Linked DNA regions of Homo sapiens: region 2 is linked to region 1. The links are chromatin loops, found by intact Hi-C in ENCODE. Cell type or tissue: mammary epithelial cell. All regions are shown on one strand. Each heading gives the region's core, and the rest is flanking DNA. Links, peaks and the distances in the headings are about the cores only.

Evidence for each region. Peaks named below come from ENCODE experiments on the same cell type or tissue, not always from the same donor. Only the 100,000 strongest peaks of a DNase experiment are listed, where the experiment ranks them.
Region 2: it touches region 1 in a loop (21-fold over the local background); 8 of 110 quality-filtered maps call a loop at or near these places.

The regions. Positions count from the first base shown.
Region 1 is chrX:35,375,276-35,386,982 of GRCh38, reverse strand. No RefSeq gene overlaps it. Among named protein-coding and RNA genes, the nearest start is that of MAGEB16, 420 kb to the left of the region's middle. In mammary epithelial cell, for the core only: a CTCF peak has its summit at 5,987 (motif pointing left); no DNase peak of the experiment used is centred there.
Region 2 is chrX:35,722,220-35,733,926 of GRCh38, reverse strand. No RefSeq gene overlaps it. Among named protein-coding and RNA genes, the nearest start is that of MAGEB16, 70 kb to the left of the region's middle. RefSeq lists an enhancer at 4,924-5,662. In mammary epithelial cell, for the core only: a CTCF peak has its summit at 7,539 (motif pointing right); no DNase peak of the experiment used is centred there.

The DNA.
Region 1 (11,707 bases), core at 2,360-10,359:
AAACTCTATTGAAATCTCAATTTATAACTAAATATGTTGCCAGAAATTTGCTAGTTTTCTGTTTTTCTTCATTTCTGTATAGCTTTATGCAAGTAACCTAATGTATTCAGTGATATAGTTAAAACCAGGAAATGCAATAGCCAATATATGAGCCCAGTACTATTCCCATCTGTTGGAAGTCACACTATCCAAGGTGTCAGCTTTGACAGAATGTTCTCCATAGGATTCTTGTGAACCTTAGTAACTAGTGTATTGATGAAGAACATTGAGAAAACCTCACTCACTGCCTAGAAAATTCCAACAGGTTCTTAATGTCTAACCATATGGCTTTAATGTCACTTTTTGATCTTCTGTGTTCCTGGCCAGAGAGCCCATACTAGCCAGGAAATACCAGTCCTTTACATTCTAGAAATGCTTGATATAAAAATACAGTGGTCCTTTCCAGCTATGGCTGGGTATTAGTGGAGGAAATAAAATCAAACACTGGCAATGGCAAGACCTCAGGTTTTCTAGTCTTGCTCTTGCCATTTGGCAGTAGTGGTAAATCACTTTTGTTTGAACATACTGTGTAAGTTGTTCCCCATGACATTTATTCTCTAAGTCAACATTAATTAGAATGAATGATGTTTTTTCAAATTCTTGGGGCAATGATATAACCAAGTAAGTAAATAGATTATGTTATAGTTCCTGGGAAAGACATAATCAGTAAGCAGTGTGGAGCTCCTTGACCTTTTTGAGTTAAAGAGATATAACTGCTGGAGCTAAACAGGACCAGGAAGAGCTCCCATTCCTATCAGCCAGAGTAGAAATCTTCATAATTCATGGGGTGTTGGATAGAGTATTCAAAAATGTCTTGCCCCAGTTGGGGTTAAAATGAGCTATAAACCAATAGTTCTTTTGGTCCAGCTAAAAACCTTGAAATCAAGGCCTAAATAGATTTTTTTTCAAGTATTTTAATAGCATCCATGATAAAAATCAAAAATACTTACACAAATACAAACATATCTAGCATGTATGCAAAGCAAAAGGCAAATATTACCTGTAATTAGGAGGAAAATTCCTTAATTGAAACAGACTCAGAAACAGCATAGATAATAAAATTAGAAGACAGGCAAAGCCATTATAGCAGTTGTTATATTTCCATTTCATATATGAAATTCCAGAAGACAGATTGATCATTTTAAGAAGAGACATGGAAGATTATAAAAGTCCCAAATTGAACTTCTACATAAAAAGATGAATATGTATGAGATAAAAAAAATACATTGAATAGGAATAACAGGAAATTAGACATTGCAGAAGAAACTATTAATGACCCTAAAGACATAATGATGGACATTATTCAAAGTGAAACACAGAGGGAAAACGAAAGACATAAAAATATAATTGAATAGTGAAACAGCTTTAAGAAACTTAATTTTTGTAAATTTGATGAAAATTATAAACCCGCACATCCAAGAAGTTAAAGCAGTTCTTAGAGGAAAGTTTGTAGCATTAAATGCCTAGCTGATGAAACTATAAAGGTCTCAAGTCAATGACCCATCTTCCAACTTAAAAACTAGAAGAGTTAATAAGCCCAAAGTAATTATAAGAAAGAAAATAACAAAAATCAAAATGAAAATAAATAAAGTATAAGACAGAAAATGAATAGAAAAAAAGTCATTGCAAGTAAAACCAATTTTTTGAGAAGATATATAAAATTGATAAATCTCTAGCCAAAGTTATCAAGAAGAAAAGAGTAAGGGTATAAATTATGAAAGTTAGGAATGAGAGAGTAGACATCACTGTAAATTTGATGAATTGTAAAATGGCATAAATGCATATTAAATACAACTGTATGCCAATAAATTTGACAACTTAGTTGACAATGGGAAAATTCCTTGAAAGACAATATCAAAAGTAATTAAAGAAGACATAGACAACCTAAATATCACTGTATTTAATAAACAGATTTTGTAGTTAGAATCCTTCCCACAAATTGAATTTCAGGGGCAGATGGCTTCAATGGTAAATTTCAGCAAATGTTTTAGGAAGAAACTATACCAATTCTACACAAATTATTCTAGAAAAGAGAAGGTAAGCAAATATTTCACATCATTCTATGAAGTCAGCATTACTATACCAAAACCAGACAGAGAAATTACACATGAAGAGAACCGAAGATCAATATTGCTCACAATTTTAGAAAACTGAATGCACCAACATGTAAGAAGCATAATATATCACAACCATTTAGGACTTCATGACATATTCAAAATTCAAGTATCAGTCAATGTCATTGACCATATTAATAGACTTAAAAATATTATTTCAATAAATAAAGAAAAAGTATTTGAAAAAAATCCAACATCTATTCCTGATTTAAAAAAAAAAAAAAAACTTCCAGAAAACTGGAAATGGAAGGGAACTTCCTCAACCTGATTTTAAAAATTTACTAAAAAGGCTACAGCTAACATCATACTTAATGGTGAAAGACTGAAAAAATAAAAATTATAAAAATGTCACTACTTATGGATAGCATGTACTGAAGAGTTTTAAGGAAACCTAGAAGAATCTTTCTCTCTAAATTACTCTTCACAGATATTCTTAGATATACTTTCTGGAAAAATAAAGTATAGCATTTCATATTTTAAGAAATGATGAAATGAATATGTTTCTTCTAAGATTAAGAACAAGACAATAATGTCCACCCTCACCATTTCTAATAAACATTGTGCTTATAGGTTCTAGCCAAGGCAATCAGGCAAGAAAAAGAAATAAAAAGGCATTCATATCCAAAAAGAAGTAAAACTCATTTAGGTACACACTTAGGATCATGAATTCTGGATCATATGGTAAGACTATGGTTAGCTTTATAAGAAATTGCCAAATTGTCTTCCAAAGTTGCTGTACCATTATGCATTACAACCAGCAAAAGAGTTACAGTTCCTCTTGTTTCACTTTGTTGCCACTAGTTGATGTTGTCAGTGTTTAAGATTTTAGTTCTTTTAATAAACGTATAGTGATAGCATTGTCATTTTAATTTGCAATTCCCTAATGAAGTATGTTGTTGAACATCTTTCATATGCTTAATTGTCATATATATATCTTCTGTAGTGTGGTGTCTTCTTAGAACCCAATTTTAGTAGGGTTGATTGTTTTCTTATTGTTGAGTTTTAAGAGTTATTTATATGTTTTAAGTACAAGTTCTGTATCAAATTTATGTATGGCACATATTTTCTTTCAGTCTGTGTCTTATTATTTCATCCTCTTGACGGGGTCTTTTGCATAACATATTTTTAATTTTAATGAAGTCCAACTAATAATGTGTTTATTAATAGATCATGCGATTAGTGTATGTAAAAACTCAATTCTGAGGTTCCGGTTCAAGATGGCTGAATAGAACCAGATAGTGGGAGCCTCCCACACAGACAGAATTCAAAATAGTGAGTAAATATTAACACTTGAGTAGATCACCTAAGAGGGCACACTGGAATCCATTAAAGAAGTGATAGGAATCATAGAAAGCAGAGAGGAGCAAAGCTGTACAGCCAGCTGAGCTGGGACTGGCATGGAGCCAAGAGAAGATTCCTGATACAGAGAAGTGGTGAGTGAGAGACCCCTGGGGTTCCACAATTCTGCCATGGACTTGTACAATCCTAGCCATGGGAGATCCCCCTCTACTCCTCCCAGGCCTTTAGTCTAATACAGGGTGCTGCCTGGAGACAGTGCATAGGTACTGCTCAAGCCTACCTAGAATTCCGCAGGCTTTGGAATGCTGAGAAGCCTGGTGCCGGCTGCTGCAGCTGGATCAGGGAGGGAGCAGACAGGCCAGACACTTTTGCATGCCCCAAAGACAGATACAACAGCTGCAGTAGAGAGGAGTGGGTGGGCCATGCACTGCAATGACTGCCTGCCTCAGGTGCTCCTTGAAAAATAGGCCTCCCTTCTTCAGCACGGTTCTGCAGTGCAGCTGCCCTGCCCCTGTATGTACATATTGGCTGCAGCCCGATATTCTACTGAAAGCCAGGACCTCTGAAGCCAGTGACCCACCCTTTGGCTCCTATAGCAGTTGCCATCACCACCACCCACCACCACTGCAGCCACTCCTGTCACCCCTGAACCTGGGTTGGGGGAGGAGCAGAAAGGCTGGGCAATTTTGTGTGTCCCCAGCAGCAAAATTTACTGCTGCTCCTGTGGGAGGAAAATTCAAGTGGACCATGCATCCCACAGCTGTCAGCCTCCATTGCTCTAGCTGAGGGGGCCTGATTCCTCCAGTGAAAAGTTAACAGCAAAGCCAGCCTGTTCCCACCTGACCATTTCAGCTGCTGCCCAGAGTCCTTCTGACAGCCCAACCCCCACAGGCCTGTGATCTGCCCTGGGGCTCCCACTATTCTGCCACTGCCTGAGCGTTCTGCCTGCTCCTGCCTGAAAGTTCTGATGGTGACCCATGGATCAGCCCACTCCTTTCAGCCAGCATGTGAATTCTGGGGATCCAAGAACAAGTGTACTGGCCCATTCCTGGTTTAGTCCCCTTAGGACTTGTACATCTTGTACATCCCATCCAGAGGCCTGAGGATGGAAGGTTTGCCTAGCCTAGTCCACCACCGCCAGCATCTGACTACTCCCTGTGGGGCCTGAACTCAGGCCAACCCAACCAGCCAACACACTCAACATCTGACACTCACCTGAATGTGAAACCACTTTTGCAAACATAACTTAGGAAATTATGACAGTGAAAGAAATGAGACCTAACCCACTCCGTCTTGCTTCTAACGTTTAAGCTGTCCTTGTTCATTCCTGGGCATAGAACTAATTTTAAGAAGGAATTCAGTTAATGGTTTGACTCTGAAACAAAATTGATAATAGCCCTTTCCCTAAAAGACCCCCTTCTTGCCTGGGGACCAGTCTACCTTTGCAGGACTAACAAATTAGCCACAAGATTAGAAATTACAGTTTAGGGGTCATGCAGCCTCTGGCTCCAAAAGTCTGAACTTCCCCAGATTGCTCCTGGGGATAACATCACTATTGTAAAACCTAAGATCAGTGCTTGAGATATTTTGCAGACCCTGCACTGGACTGGATCACCTGTCCAGTGGACCACCCAGATTGTAATCTGACTCAACCAGTTCTGCCATTCCACCTAGGAATAGAAAACAGCAAGAAAACCTCACTTCAACCCCCTATGATTCCATCTTCAACCTGACCAACCAGCACTCCACACTTCCCAAGCTCCTACCCGCCAAATTATCTTTAAAAACTCTGATCTCCGAATGCTCCGGGAGACTGATTTGAGTAATAATAAAACTCTGGTCTCCCGCACAGCCAGCTCTGCGTGAATTACTCTTTCTCTATTGCAATTCCCCTGTCTTGATAAATCAGTTCTGTCTAGGCAGCAGACAAGGTGAACCCATTGAGCGGTTACAAATGTGCCAAAAGGTGGATTCCCTCCCCATCCGTACACAAAGCAGCAGCATTACCACATTAGAGAACAAGCAAGCCACAGAGCTATTTGTACTGGTCTGAGTGATGAGGTTCCACCCTAAAATCACTCCTGTGGAGAATCATCAGACAAGCGTCTTCCCTGGCTCTCAGCAGCACTGTGGCCTGGAGATAACAGTGTGCATCTGAACTGAGAGTTACAAGCCCTGGGGCAGGAGTATGATGGAGAAATAGATCAGATTCCTGCCTGTTTAGGAAGTGGAGCTGGTGCAAGCACCTTATTCCCCACAGAAACCTCAGGGCATGTCATCAGGAACTCCCCTAGCCACTCCTATCAGTGTTGGTGTCCATCCTTATCATTGGGGGTATTTGTGAGCAAGCCATGCAGTACAGCTCTTCAAAGCTGTGTCCTCTCCATTTGCTGAACAAGAAGTTCAGGGGATCGGATTTTCCACTGTCCAGCTCATCACTTGAAACAACACAAATGACCATACACTAAACAAAGATCAAGTACCTACCCATCTGCTTTTGCTACAGCTGGCTTTTAGCCATAAGTGCCACCTACTGGCCTGTAGGTCAAACTGCACAGCCCTATAGAAATCTTCACAAGAAAAAATGCCCAGGGATATAAAAGCAAAGCCAAAAGACCCTACATAACATATTCTACAATCACATCCTCAAGGCAGGAAAATCCCATCTAAATGAAAGGAAATTCAAAAATAAGAAGTGACAGCTTCTACAGATGAGGAAGAACAAGCACAAGAACTCCAGCATTACGAAGAAAGAATGTTGTGATACCACCGACGGACCACATTAGCTCTTTAACGATGGATCCTAAACAAAATGAAAACTTTGAAATGATTGAAAAAGAATTCAAAATATATATTTTAAAGACACTCAATGAGATCTAAGAGAAAGTTGAAAACCAACACAAGAAACAAAAAAATTTGGAGAAGAAAAAGGAGATTATTTATTAAAAACCAAAACTACTAGAAATGAATAATTCACAGAAGAAATTTCAAAACACAGTTGGAAGCTTTAACAAGACACTAGACCAAACAGAAGAAAAATTTCACAGATTTAAGACTGGTCTTTGGAATTAACTAAATCAGATAAAAGAATTAAAAAAATTAACAAAGATTTCAAGAAATATGGGATTATGTAAAGTGACCAAAACTTAGACATGTGGACATTCCTGAGGAAGAAGAAGAAAAAGCAAGAAGTTTGGAAAGCATATTTGAGACAATAATTTAAGAAAATTTCTCCAATCTTGCTAGGGATGTGGATATCCAGTTACAATAAATCCAGAAAGCACCTAGAAGATACTATACAAGATGAACATTACCAAGACATGTAATCATCAAACTCTCCAAGGTCAACATGAAAGAACAAATCTTAAAAGCAACTAGAGAGAAGCATCAAATCACGTATAAAGGAAATCCCATCACTTTAACAAGAGACACCTCAGTAGAAATTTTACAAGCCAGAAGACATTAGAGGCCAATTTTTAGGCTTTAAAGAAAAAAAATGCTGGCCAAGTATTTCATATCTTGTCATACTAAGTTTCATAAATGTAGAAATAAAGTCTTTTCAGACAAGCAAACACTATGGGAATTCATCACCACTACATCAAACCTGTAAGAAACGCTCAAAGGAGTTCTAAGCATGGAAATGAAAGACACCACTCCCCAACATAAAAGTAAACATGTAAGTAGAAAACTCACAGATCCTATAAAGCAATTACACAATTGAGAGCCCAGGGCAACTAGCTAACGACACTATGACAGGAACAAAACCTCAGATACCAACATTAACATTGAACGTTGATGGCCTAAATGCTCCACTTAAAATATAAGACTGGCAAGTTGGATAAAAAAACAAGATCTTACCATCTCTTGCCTATAAGAGACCTACATAATAGCTAAAGATATCTACAGACTCAAAGTAAAGGAGTAGGAAAAGATATATCACACAAATGGAAAATGAAAGCAAGCAGCAGTAGCCATTCTTGTATCAGATAAAATAGACTTTAACAACAGTAAAAGAAAAGGAAAGGCATTATATAATGATAATTGGTTCAATACAACAAGATGATTTACCTGTCTTGTCCTAAATATATATGCACCCAACACTGGAGCACCCAGATTCATAAAACAAATACCACTAAATCAAAGAAAAGAGATTGATACCAATATAATAACAGTGGGAGAATTCAACACCCTACTGACAATACTAACAGGTCGTTGAGGCAGAAAGCCAATGAAGAAATTCTGGACATAAGCTGGGCTCCAACCCAAATTGACCCAATAGATATTTACAGAACATTCTACCCAACAACTGCAGAATATTCACTTTTCTTATCTGCACATAAAACATTCTCCAAAATTGAGCATATGCTTGGCCATAAAGCAAATCTCAGTAACTTCAAAAAATCAAAATTATATTAAGTATTTTCTCAGATCACAGTGGAATAAAATTAGAAATGAATACCGAGAGGAATTTACAAAGCTATAGAAATATTTGGAAGCTAAACAACATTCTCCTGAATGACTTTTGGGTAAAGAACAAAATCAAGGCAGAAATTTCTTAAGAAATGAATGAAAATAGAGACACAACATACCCAAACTTTTGGAATGCAGAAAAAAATATTACTAACATGAATGTTTATAACAAATGCCTACATCAGAAAGATATGCATAGAAATGGAAAGCAGGAGATGAGAAGCAGATTTGGAATACACAGAGAGATTTGGGTTTTGATTTCAGGTGTTCTGGGTCAATAAAAAAATTTTCAGATATGGTATACCATGGATTTGGAGTTTAATGATACTCACATGATATTGATTTTACCCACACATCCTCCACATAAAACAAAACAAAATAAAAATATAGGCCGGGCACAGTGGCTCAAGCCTGTAATCCCAGCACTTTGGGAGGCTGAGGCGGGTGGATCATGAGGTCCAGTTTGAGACCAGCCTGGAGACCAGCCTGGCCAATATGGTGAAACCCTGTCTCTACTAAAAATACAAAAGAAAATTAGCTGGGCATGGTGCTGTGCACTTGTAGTCCCAGCTACTGGGGAGACTGAGGAAGAAGAATCGCTTGAACCTAGGAGGTGGAGGTTTCAGTGAGCCGAGATCGCACCACTGCACTCCAGCCTGGGCAACAGAATGAGACTTCGTCTCAAAAGATAAATAAATAAAATAAAATAACATCATCAAGGAGAACAAATAAAACTACACATAATACACGTCTTCAGCATTATTAGAAGACAAAGAATACCATGCACAACAAATTACCTGCAGGTAGAATAATAAAACAAATTCCAGTAGACCTTCCATTGCTAATCACTGCAAGGCTGTGGGTGTGAAGACAAGGGGAGTGAAAATTTAAGGTATTCCATGAAAAAAATTTGAAGGACACAAGAAACTTTGAAAAAATACAGATAAGATTACCCCCTAAAGGAGAAAATTTAACACCTAATGACAAAATACTAAACACAGAGAGGTATTTGTTGGCTTACACAATTGGTCACAAGGAAAAGGTTCAAAATCAAATTTGATCAGAAGTGGAAGCTTCAGAGAAACATTGCTTCAGAAGGATAATTGGATATATAAAGTGTTTTCTACATAGAGTTCAACTTTCTGTTAAGTGTTAAAGCTTTCAAAATTCTTGTTTAATGTATAGGAGCACAGGAAATTCATTCTTTATCAGGAACTCACTCTTGTGATAACCAACACACTCCTATGTTTATGGCATTAATCCATTCCTGAGGGCAGAGCCCTCCCTCATGACCTAACCACCTCTTAAAGGGCCCACGTTTCAACAGTGTTGCTTGGAGGATTAAGTTTCCGTTTCGGGCACATATTCAACCCATAGCATATGCTTTATTACCTCATTAGAAACTTCCTTCCTAGCACTATTTGAAAGATTGGGAGGTGTGTTATATGAATTGTGAATACTGCTCTTCTCATGGTAGCATGGTGCTTTCCAGATTTTGATTCACTTTCTCTGCCTTTAAATGTGGCTACATGCTTTTGTGGAAAGATGCTTAGGAAATGACTTTGAATTAATCCCATCGTGATATCAGCTGAATTTTAGATTTTCTCTCCCTTTCAATCTTTGTACACCTTGAAGAGCTCTGCAAGTTATTGGTGAAGCTGACCAATACATTCTCAAAGATCCTTTCCGTTGCTAATATTCTATACTTTTCTAACTGTTAACTTCTTTTGCTCTTACTTCTTTTTTTTCTTTTTCTGGACCAAATTTACAATCTTTTTATTTACTCAGCCTCAATTTAAAACTCAGTGGACGTGAAAACACCCACTTCATAATGAGCAGCTCTCATCACTTGGTAGCTTGGTGTCCTATGATCAGGTGCTCAGTCTTTGTTAAGATACAATAGCCACACAATTGGTCACTTACTTAAAGAAGATTTTTTTTTTCATTATGTAGAGCAAGGCTGTCCAATAGAACTTTCTGTAATGATAAAAATAGTTTATAGCTACACTGCCCAATATAGTGGCCACTAGTCACATGTGGCTATTGAGCATTTGATATGTAGGTTGTGAGACTGAGGAATTGTATTTTTAATTAATTTAATTAATTTTGTTGAGTGAATTATTTTTGCTTGGTTTTATGATTATTTTAAATTTAAGTGGCCACTGGTGGTCTGTTTTGTGACTCTCTTACTGGGGCCTGCTAGAGACTCTACAACGTATCCTTGACGTGCTAGAATCATTAGCACATATACTGTCACGTCATTAGCACATACACTGCCCAAATCATTAGCACATATACTGCCCAATGTGAATCATTAGCACATATACTGCCCAAAGTGGCAGGGCAGCTTTTATCTCACTCTGCAGTTAATCAGAGCCTTATTTTGCACTGGAAACCACTCAAACTGGCAGACTTCTAATCACCAGAAATATGAATAGCAGTACCCATGAAGTGCTATATACATCCTCAACATGCATGTTATTATATGATGGTGTAGCTCTAATAGGTAGAATACAACGGTTTGGGAATAAAGGTGGGATATAAGATACGCTCATCTCATCATCACGCTAACAGATCCAGTTGTGCAATTTGTCATTACTGTCTCACAATTTTAGGCTCTGACTGGCTGGAAGCCATGATTTTGAGAGGAAACGCTCTATGACATTAACTGTGAAGAGCAAGAATGCTACTGCACAATTAGAACAGGAAGGAATATATGTCTCACCTAGAGGTTTGACTGGGGCATCTCGTAATGTTTACATGCATAGAGATTGGTATAAAATGGGCAATTTTAACAATGCTAGCCCATCAAAGGCAAGATTGCTAAGAGCTTAGCCCTTCAGGATGAATTTCTGGTTCACCCTGCTAGGCAAGCATCCTAAAGAAGAGTAAATGTTTGAAGAGAGTGATAGAAATATGGAATGCTGATGAAGGAGAAAAAAATATTTATTGCAGCCTCAGGAACAAGTACAGCAACAGTCATAAAAGCTTTTATAACTTTTTAGGTGTTTAAAACTGGAAATAATTTGATTTTCATTTCCACTCTCAGTGTGCAATTAGATAGGAGGGGTACAATTGGTTGATCTAGTTTGTGCACCTCCCCAGATTCTCTTGTACCTATATGTATATGTCCCCATCCCTGTTGCCGTTTTAAAGATTTGGGGGAATTTCGCTTTTCTGATGGTTGCCTGAATAATCTCAATATGACCACCTGTAGGTTTACGGAGTTAATGCTTTTTGTGCCAAGCTTGAACCAGTGTGATACAGTAAAGAAGCAGGTTTTGTTAGATAAATTCCACTGCTTTTCTTCTTCCTACATACTAATCCAAGGTGCAATGGCTCCATATAGCCACATGGTCATAGTCCATGGAACAATTATGTTTTCTCCTGAATCTGTGGTCAACTTGATAACATTCTATCTTATATTTGCTTTCTTTCTTGCCTCAATTTTCTTTTATGAATCCTTCCTCCCCTAGAAATTTACACACTCAGTTCATCACCAGTAAAATGTTAGTGTTAATCTTTGCTACAGGGTCTGTTTTCTAAAGAATTTGGACTACAGGGTCTGTTTTCTAAAGAATTTTCTAAAGAATTTGGGTTGTCTATACAAGTAATCCTAAAAAGATGAGCGAGTCATCTTGCCATTAAAAGGAAGAGGAGGCAGATTGTAAGAAAATTGTAAATTGTAAGAAAAATTACAGTAATGTGAGGTGACATGAGGTGCATGAAGCAGAAGCAGAAGCAGAAGGAAATAGAGACATGAATAGCATGAAGATGGGAAATTT
Region 2 (11,707 bases), core at 2,570-10,569, 350 kb before region 1:
TGCCTGAGTCAGGGTGAGGACCACCACTTGCGTATGTCAAACGACTCAGCCATTCCAGCCTATGGGCTTTGTAGAGTATAAGCCAACAGGGGCAGAGGCGGTTCCCCACCATGACACAGCTGTTTTATCGAGGCATGGCCAGACTGCTTCTTTAAGCAGGACCCCAATCCACTCCTTCTAGTGGGGGGGGGGGGGTTCCCCCAGCTGGGTCCTCCCAGCCAGGGCCTCTGGCCACCCATATTCTCCCTAAGATGGAGTGCCTGAGGGGCAGGGCAGGCCACCAGCTTAGCCATTCAGGCTTCTCAGCCGGTTTAGCCTGTAGGCCTTCGAAAGCTCAAGCTGATCAGGGGCTGAAGGGGTCTCTAACCCAGCACCACTACTCTACCAAAAAGCAGCCAGATTGCTTCTTTAAGTGAGTCCCTGATTCCATTCCTCTTGACTGGGTGAGACCTCCTAACCAGGGCCTCCAGTCACCTCCCACAGGCACGTTTGGGTTGGCAATAGGTCAGAACCCCCCTGAGACAGAGCTTCCAGAGGAAAGGGCAGGCCGTCATCTTTGGCATTTTGCAGCCCTCACTGGTGATACCTCCAGGTATGAGAAAAAATGAGGCAACTAGGGTCTGGAGCAGGCTCCTAACAAACCACAGCAACCCTACAGAAGAGTGCCCAAACTGTTAAAAGAAAAACAAACAGAAAACAACAGCAACAAAACCCAAAAACCCCATCCAATGATCAGCAACCTCAAAGATCAAAAGTAGATAAGCCCACAAGGATGAGAAAGAATTAATGCAAAAATGCTGAAAACTCAAAAAGCCAGCGTGTGCCTTTTTCTCCAAATTACTGCAACACTTCTCCAGCAAGGGCTCAGAATTAGGCTTAGGCTGAGATGGCTGAAATGACAGAAGTAGGCTGCAGAAGGTGGGTAATAACAAACCTCACTGAGCTAAAGGAGCATGTTGTAACCCAATGCAAGGAAGCTAAGAATCAGGATAAAACAATACAGGAGCTGACAGCCAAAATAGTCAGTTTAGAAAGGAAGATAACTGACCTGTTAGAGCTGAAAAACACACTACAAGAACTTCAAAATGTAATCACACGTATTAATAGCAGAATAGACAAAGCAGAGGTAATGTACAAAGGACAGCCCATCAGACTAACAGCAAGCTCCTCAGTGGAAATCCTACAAGCTAGAAGAGATTGGGGGCCAATATTCAACATTCTTAAAGAAAAAAATTAATTCAGAACTTCATATCTATCCAGTCAAACTAAGATTCATAAGTGAAGGAAAAATAAGATTATTTTCAGACAAGCAAATGTTGAGGGAATTCATTACTATTGGACTCATCTTGCAAGAGTTCCTGGAAGAAGCACTAAATATGGAAAGGAAAATGGTTATGAGCCACTACAAAAACACACTGAAGTACACAGACAAGTGACACTGTGCAGCAACCACATAAACAACTCTGCAAAATAACCAGATAGCATCATGATGACAGGATCAAATCCACACATAACAATACTAACGTTATATGTAAATGGTATAAATGCCCCAATTAAAAGACAGAGTGGACAGATGGACAAAGAAACAAGACCCAGTAGTATGCTGCCTTTAAAAGACCCATCTCACATGAAAGACATACCTAGGCTCGAAATAAAAGGATGGAAGAAAATTTACCAAGCAAATGGAAAACAAAAAAAAGCAAGAGTTGCAATCCTAGTTTCTGACAAAACAGACTTTAAACCAACAAAGATCAAAAAAAGACAAAGAAGGGCATTACATAATTGTAAAGGGTCCAATTCGACAAGAAGAGCTAACTATCCTAAATATATATGCACCCAATACAGGAGCACCCAGATTCACAAGGCCAGTACTTAGAGACCTTCAAAGGGACTTAGACACCCACACAATAATAGTGGGAGACTTTAACAACCCCACTGACAATCTCAGACAGATAATTGAGACAGAAAATTAACAAAGACATTCAGGACTTGAACTCAGCTCTGGATCAAGTGGACCTGGTAGATACACACAGAATACTCCACTCAAAAACTACAGAATATACATTTTTCTCATTGCCACACAGTACTTACTCTAAAATTGTTTACATAATCAGAAGTAAAACACTCCTCAGAAAATGCACAAGAACTGAATTCATACCAAATAATCTCGCAGACCACAGTTCAGTGAAATAAACTCAAGACTAAGAAATTCACTCAGCCGGGCATGATGGCTCATGCTTGTAATCCCAGCACTTTGGGAGGCTGAGGCGGGTGGATCAAGAGGTCAAAAGATCGAGACCATCTTGGCCAACATGGTGAAAACCCGTCTCTACTAAAAACACAAAAATCAGTTGGGCATGGTGGTACACGCCTGTAGTCCCAGCTACTCAGAAGGCTGAGGCAGGAGAATCGCTTGAACCCAGGAGGTGGAGGTTGCAGTGAGCTGAGATCGTGTCACTGCACTCCAGCCTGGCGACAGAATGAGACTTCATCTAAAAAAAAAAAAAGAAATTCACTCAAAATCATACAATTACATGGAAATTGAATAACTTGCTCCTGAATGACTTTTGAGTAAATAATGAAATTAAGGCAGAAATCAAGTTATTTGAAACTAATGACAACAAATATGCAACATACCAGAATCTATGGCATGAATCTAAGGCAGTGTTAAGAGGGAAATATATAGCACTAAATGACAACATCAAAAAGTAAAAAAGATGTCAGGTTAACAACCAAACATCACAACTAAAAGACTAGAGAACCAAGAGCAAAGAAATCCCAAAGCTAGCAGAAGACAAGAAACAACCAAAAGCAGAGCTGAACTGAAAGAGGTTGAGACATGAAAAACCATTCAAAAGGTCAACACATCCAGAAGTTGTTTTTTTTTGAAAAAATTAATAAAATAGATAAACTGCTAGCTAGACTAATAAAGAAGAACAAATAGAAGATTCAATAAACACAATCAGAAAGGACAAGGGAGATATTATCACTGACCCCACAGAAATAAAAACAATCATCAGAGAATATTATGGACACCTCTATGCATAAAAACTAGAAAATCTAGAAGAATGAATAAATTCCTGGACACATTCATGCTCCCAAGACTGAACCAGGAAGAAATTTAATATCTGAAAAGACTAATAAGAAGCTCTGACATTGAGTCAGTAATAAATAGCCTACCAACAAAAAAAAGCCCAGGATCAAATTCGTGGCTGAATTCTACCAGATGTACAAAGAAGAGCTGCTACCATTCCTGTTGAAAGTATTCCAAAAAACTGAGGAGGAGGGACTCCTCCGTAACTCATTCTATGAGGCCAACATTATCCTGATACCAAAACCTGGCAGAGACACAACCAAAAAAAAAAAAAAAGAAAACTTTAGGCCAATATCCTTTATGAACATTGATGCAAAAATCATCAAAAAAAATTGGCAAATGGAATTCAGCAACACGTCAAAAAGCTTATCCACCATGATCAAGTAGGCTTTATTTCTTTAATGCACAGTTGGTTTAACCTACACAAATCAATAAGTATGACTCATCACAAACAGAACTAAAGAAAAAAAACACAAGATTATATTAATAGATGCAGAAAAGGCTTTCAATAAAATTTAACATCCTTTCATGTTAAAAACTCTCAATAAACTAGATATTGAAGGAACATACCTAAGAATAATAGGAGCCATATGTGACAAACCTACTGTTAACATCATACTGAACAGGCAAAAGCTTGAAGAATTCCTCTTGAAAACCAGCACAAGACAAGGATGCCCTCTCTCACCATTCTTATTCGAAATAGTATTGGAAGTCCTTGCCAGGGCAATCAGGCAAGAGAAAAAAATAAAGGGATCCAAAATAAGCAGAGAGGAAGTAAAACTATCACTGTTTGCAGGTGACATGATCTTATATCTAGAAAACCCTATAGTCTCAGCCCAAAAGCTCCCTAAGCTGATAAACAACTTCAGCAAAGTCTCAGGATAGAAAATCAATATGCAAAAATCACTAACATTCCTACACACCAAAAACAGTCAAGCTGAGAGCCACATCAGGAGTGCAATCTCATTCACAACTGTCACATAAAAAAAACAAATACTTAGTAATACAACTAGCCAGGGAGGTGAATGATCTCTACAAGGAGAACTACAAAACACTCCTCAAAGAAATTGGAGATGACACAAACAAATGAAAAAGCATTCCATGCTCATGGATAGGAAGGATCAGTATCATTAAAATGGCCTTACTACCCAAAGCAATTTACAGATTCAAAGCTATTCCCACTAAACTACCACTGACATTCTTCAAAGAATTAGGAAAAAATATTTTAAAATTCATATGTTACCAAAAAAAGAGTTTGAATAGCCAAGGTAATCCTAAGCAAAAAGAATAAAGCTGGAGACGTCACACTATCCAACTTCAAATTATACTGCAGGACTACAGTAAACAAAACAGCATGGTACTGGTACAAAAACAGACACATAGACCAATGGAACAGCATAGAGAGTCCAGAAATGAGGCTGAACAGTTAGAACTATCTGATCTTTGACAAGCCTGAAAACAAGCAATGGGGAAAAGATTCCCTGTTCAATAAATGGTGCTGTGATAACTGGCTAGCCATATGCAGAAAAATTAAACTGGACCACTTCATTACATCATATAAAAAATTAACTCATTATGGTTAAAGACTTACATGTGAAACCCCAAATAATAAAAACCCTAGAAGACAACCTAGGCAATACCATTCTGGACATAGGAATGGACAAAAATTTTATGATGAAGATACCAAAAGTAATTGGAACAAAAGCAAAAATTATCAAGTGGTATATAATTAAATGAAAGAGCTTATGCACAACAAAGGAAACTATCAACAGAGTAAACAGACAACCTACAGAATGGGAGAAAATTATTACAAACTGCATCTGACAAAGGTCTAATATCCAGCATCTACAAGAAACTTAAATTTACAAAAGAAAAACAAAACACCATTAAAATATGGTTAAAGTACATGAATAGACACTTTTCAAAAGTGCAGGAGTCTGTCTTGCATATCCTGATTCAATGACAGATGCATAATGTACACTGACACAGATATTCTGCTTGTCAGACCGGCCAAGTATCCAGGCCACTTACAGACTCTAAGGAGAGTGCTGTCAGCCACGGCCCCAGCTAGCTGGCCTTCTTGGCATTTATTTAGCACACATTAAATGACAAAAGCTTTAAGTCAACACTATTAGAGGGTAATCAACCTGGTTACCTACCCCCGAGAGAGCCATCCTGCCCATGAGTAATCAAAGGTTAGCTTTAGGACCACATGAGTAAACAAGCTCTTTAGATAAACTACTCTACATTCCTTTGTATCTGGGCCCTAAGCACTCTGGTTCCTGCAAAGAGACTGGCTGCTCTCAGCCAAACTATCTGAAGCTATGCAAAAACCTTTTGGCCTTCCAAGAAGGTTCGTGTTTTATTTTATAATTTTCCCCACCATCCTGACTGAACCCCTACACAAAAGAAGACATACATGCAGCCAACAATCATATGAAGAAAGCATCACTGATCATTAGAGAGATGCAAATTGCAGCCCACATGAGATACCATCTTACACCAGTCAGAATGGCTATTCTTAAGAAGTCAAAAAATACAGATGCTGGTGAGGTTGTGGAGAAAAAATGCTTATGCACTGTTGGTGAGAGTCTAAGTTAGTTTAACCATTGTGGAAGACAGTGTGCTGATTCCTCAAGTAGCTAAAAAAAGAAATACCATTCCACCCAGCATTCCCATTACTGGGTATATACCCAAAGGAATAGAAATCATTTTATTATAAAGACACATGTGTGCACATGTTCATTGCAGCACTATTCACAATAACAAAGACATGAAATCAATCTCAATGCCTGTCAGTGGTAGACTAAAGAAATTGTGGTACATATATACCATAGAATACTATACGGCCATAAAAAGAATGAAATTATCTCCTTTGCAGCAACATGGGTGCAGCTGTAGGCCATTATCCTAAGCAAACTAACACAGGAAGAGAAAACCAAATACTGCATGTTCTCACTTATAAGTGGGAGCTAAATGATGAGACCACAGGAGCCAAATGATGAGAACACATGAACACATAGAGGAGAATAACAGACACTGGCACCTATCAGTGGGAGGAGGGTGGGAGGAGGGAGAGAACCAGGAAAAATAATCTATGCTTAATACCTGAGTGACAAAATAATCTGCAGAACAACCCCTCAAGACACAAATTTATCTATGTAATAAACCTGCATATGTACCCCTGAATTTAAAATAAAAGTTAAGTAAATTTTAAAAAAAGGTTTGGATGACTATACTGAGTAAATTCCGTCATTTTTACAGAATCTTAACTGCATTCCTGAGAGATTACTTCACAAACACTTGCAGAAAGTAATACATATTTAAATGGAATAACATATAAACAGGTTGCTTAATAAAAATACAGAGTACGTGGTATGACATTCTCTAGCAAATACCAGAAAGCTGTATTTAGACTCTGGATGTTATTGTGAGAATAAAATGAACACCCTTCCTCTCTTGCCCATTATTACCATATTTCTTGGAAAAAAAAATATTTGATTAAAAAATTTGCCATTTATTTGCTCTGCAAGCAAATGAAAATTTGCCTGCCTTCAAATCTGAATATCATCCATACCCTTATTAATATTTATTTTTACAGCCAGATTCATCTTTACAGTTCTCCCTTATACCCCATTTTCTTCTTCCTCTTTCTTTTATCAAATCAAGTTTTGTCACATTTTCTTTTACCATTGCTTCTTACAGTCCTTTTTCTGTTTCTACTGCTAGTAATCAAACAGTAGATTTGCATATTCCTTTCCAGAATCATAGAAAAAAATGAAAGGCAGCAGAGAATAGATTGCAAGATCCAATTAGCCAGTCTCCCTGATTCCCGTTTTTGTCTTCAAATGAATATACACCCAATATTGGCTACAGAGACTATAAAACAAAGATGAAATCAGATTATATCTATGCTCAATACCTTCAGTAAAACAAAACCTAATTTATTCAATTTGAACTTTACTGCTCTTTTCAATATCACTTTATCTTATCTAAGCAAACAATTTGTTGTCACTTATTCCAAACCATTCTCAGAGTTCTCTGGTCAAGAGTCCGTCAAATTTCATGCTTACCTGTTTTGCCTTGCTCTTTTCGTGGTCTTCTCCCTAACACATCTCTCTTGATCATCTCATTGTTTATCTGACAAATTTCTACTCATTCTCTTTGATCAAACATATTTGTTTATCAGTTATCTCTTGTCTGTACCATTATAAACAAATAAATTCCTCCTTTTGTTATACAAATTGTCATGCTCTGTGTGTGTTATAGAAATTAGTGGACATATTTAAGGACACCATGTACACTAGCATAGATGATGCCTTGCAAGGAGCACCTTGTTGAGGGCAAGGATCGCTCAGTACAAGGTTGCATACACTGAAGCAAAAGATGCATTTTTTTTTTTATTTTTATGAATGAAATATGTGCTCAGTAAACTTTTACCATCCACCTGGAGAGGGCGCCTACTCCAAATTAAAACAGTTTAATTGTAAGTTAGATTAGTCCTATACAAGGTTGCTTCCTTCACTTTAATGTGACTACTCTGAGGGCAGGAATCATATCCTTTCTTTGGTATTTACTGTCCTCAAGCCTAGAATACTTGCTGTATTTTTTTGGTAAATTAAACCCTGGGGAGTAATAAACAAAATAATAAATTAAAATTCTTGAGAATCTAGCTTAAAAATGTCAAACTTTAAAATTTGCTGTATTCCTTTTCCATATTCTAAGGTTTCTTGCAATAGTAATCAGGTCTATAAAATTAGCATGGGTGTAGACCAATAGAAATTACTATTTCTTCATTTAGTATATGGCATTTGAAGTGGTGTTGCTTGGTACTAAAATATTTGTACCTCCAAAGCATACAGAACCTGGCAGACTAAGTGGTAGTACCATTGATAAGAAACTCAGAGAAGATGCCTAATAATAAATAACTACCACATGTGTACAGATTTTTGATTCCCAGATTTTATCCTCACATTTGTTTAAGGAGTATGTGATTGTTGAGCGTGGGATGATAATGATATGATAACAATAAGGAAATGAATTAGGGTGACTAAAGTGGGAGAAGATACACCAATGTAGAGGAGACTCATATTATGTGTAATTTTCTGAACAATTACTATTTTGATTTGAGACTACAGTTTTCATGTAACGTTTCCCCAAATTCCTATGGTCATCATGAGGTTAATAATTCTTCCCAAATGTTCATTGACAGGATGAGATTTTATTTTTTCTATGTTAACCAGAGAAGTCAGTGGTATAGGCATGTAGAGAGGAGAGTAGCTACCAACAAAAACAAAAGAGAAACAGTTGTAATAAGTTGAATCAAAATCAAAGAGCAAATAGATTGTGAATTACCATTGAAATTATGAGGAAAAAAAGAAAACTACTTTCACACAATACTCAGTTCCTTCTGATATAAAAATAACTTTTGTAAGTCATCAAAAATGGCACAGTAAAAACTATTAAAACTTTGTCCCTCCATAAAATAATAGACAGGCTGGCACAAACTCAGAATCAATTTTTTTTTCAAAATTCTGAGATCTAATAAAAAACTCACAGCAATCAGGAAAACTCAATTAAAAAAAAGCTGTTGAATATTGATAAGAGAATATTTTGGTGTTTTAACCTAATCATTTTTTATAACCTACTCCTCAGCTTGGCAGTAGCCATGAATGGAAGAATCCACATACCTGTTAAAAGTTTCTGGTACTAGAGAGAGCAATATACACATTATTCTCAAAGCAAAAGGGTTGTGTGTTTTGACATGTCTGATATACCTCTGAAGGATTAGCTCAAGAGCTTGTGTTTGTTAAACTTGCATAAAGCATTGCCAGGGCTGAAGTGGCTTCTTGAGCAACATTTGTCAAAAGCAAATGTTAAATGCAAAAGTATTAGCTACAGCCACCTGGGGTAAAGGACTAAAACTGATGCCAACATTCGACAGAATGAGAAGCCTGGTAAAAAAAGAAGCTGGGAGAGAAGATACTTGAAGCAATAAGTACTTTTAAAAGTTTTGGTGTATGTTGGGGAACCTAGGAGGCCATATACATTCCCAGGACAAAAATGCATACTCGGAAAATAAGTACGAAGACCATGAGCTTTCACTACTAGCTAATAGCTAAGCTCTGTGCAAGCAGAAATTAAATGTTAAGATAGAGTTATAAACAACCTAGCTAAGCTTTGTAGGGGTGTCCCAACACAGACCCAATTTGCAAAGACTGGAAGATATTTAAATATTTATTTATTTTTGCCTTATGGCATTTTAGGTATTGTTTGCCAGATCTCTAGCTGATTACTAAGCTAATGGAACAAACACATCAATTTCCACACATGCAAAATATATACACTTTATAAAAACAGTTCATAAAAGTCACTTAATGAAAAGTAACTACAACAACCAGCAGAACAAACCCTTAGGAGGTAGAATAATTTGTTTTCTAATATTGCAACTCAGAATCATTTTTTTTCAAAATTCTGAGATCTAATAAAAAACTCACAGTTTTTTACAATATTCCGAATGTTCAATTTTCAAAATAAATCATGAGGCAAGCAAAGAAAAAAGAAAGTATATCCCAATCATAAATACACAAAATAAATGAATGGAAACGTAGAAACAGTCCCTGAGGAAGGCCAAATACCGAACTTCCAAAGAGACTTTAAATCAACTGTCTTGAATATGCTAAAAGAACTAAAAAAATACCATGGACAAATAACTAAAGGAACAAAGGACACACATGTATGAAAGAAAGAAAATATCAATAAAAACATGAAAAATATAAAAATAATCCAACTAGAATCTCTGGGGCTGAATGGTATAATAACAGACAAAAAGTTTAGTAGAAAAGAAAAACGGCATAATAAGACAGAACAAATAATCGACAAATTTGAAAATAGGACAATTCAGATTATCCAGTCTGAGGAGAACAGAGGAAAAAAAAATAAGTTAACAAAGCCCAGGAGACCTGTGGGACACCATCAAACACATTAACATATGCATAATGAAAGTTACGGAAGGAGAGAAGACATAGATGGGGACAAGAATAAAATGTGAAGGTATTAGGTTGGTGCAAAAGTAATTGCGGTTCTTGCCGTTACTTTAAAAACAGATATTCAGATAGCAGGTAAAAGTTTCTTTCTGAGTGTGTCTGTGAGGGTGTTCCAGAAGCGACTGACATTTGAATCAGCAAACTGCTGTGGCTCATGCCTGTAATCCCAGCACTTTGGGAAGCCGAGGCCAGTGGATCACCTGAGGTCAGGAGTTCGAGACCAGCCTGGGAAACATGGTGAAACCCTGTCTCTACTAAAAACACAACAATTAGCTGGGCGTGGTGGCGGGTGCCTGTAATTCCAGCTACTTGGGAGGCTGAGTCAGGAGAATTGTTTGAACCCAGGGCGGTGGAGGTTGCAGTGAGCTGAGATTGCGCCACTGCACTCCAGCCTGGGTGAAGATATACCCTCACTAATGTGGGTGGATATCATCCAATCTGTTGAGAGTTCTGACAGTGGAAAAGTGGAGGATTAACTCTCTTTTCCTAGGCTAAGATATCCATCTTATTTTGCCCTCAAACATCAGAGTTCCTGGTTCATGGGCCTTTGGACTCCATGACTTACACCAGCAGTGTCCCTAGTTATCAAGCCTTCAGATTCAGTCTAAATTACACCGACAGCTTTCCTGGTTCTCCAGCTTGCAGATGATATATCATGGGAATTCTTGTGTCCATAATTGTGTGAGCCAATTCCCATAACAAATTCCCTCTTTATCTATCTGTTTATCTATCTATCTATCTATCTATCCATCCATCCATCTCTTATTGGTTCTGTTTCTCTGGAAAACCCTGACTAATACGTGCACTATCAAGAGAACAGAAAAGCCACAGTATTAGAGAAAATATTTGTAAATTATATATTTGTTAAAAAATTAATAACCAGAATATATAAAATACTGTAATAACAACAGAAAACAAAACAAAAAAATAACGGGCATAAGATTTTAATAGGCTTTTCTCCAAAGAAAATATACAAATGACCAACACACAAATGAATTGATGCTCAGCATAATTTATCATTAGGAAAATGCAAAACAAAACCACAATGAGATACTGCTTTACACCCAATGAGATGGCTACAATCAAAATAAAAATTATAACAAGTGTTAGCAAGAATGTAGAAAAATTGTAGCCCTTATACATTGTGTGTAGAAATGTAAAATGGTGTATCTGTTGTGGAACATAGTTTGCAGATTACTCAAAAAGTTAAACACAGAATTACCATAGGACCTAGCAGTTCCACTGCGAGGTATATTCTCAAAAGAATAGAAAACAGATATTCAAAGAAAAACTTCTACACGAATTTTTATAGCAACACTATTCACAATAGCCAAAAGGTAAAAATAACCCATGTGTTCTCCTGTCAGGTTCTAATCAGCCTAGTTGTGCTAACTCCATTGGAGGAGCCGGAAGGAAGTGGTTGCTGCTCTTCTCTTAGCAGGACTTTCAGCCATTGCTGCAGACATAAAAGGGAAGAGTTTCTGCAGGTGTTGGCCACGGTAAGTTTCTTTGCATTTTTTATGATCCGCCAGAGAAATGTCCATAGCTAGCTCAGCTGCCTTTTGGC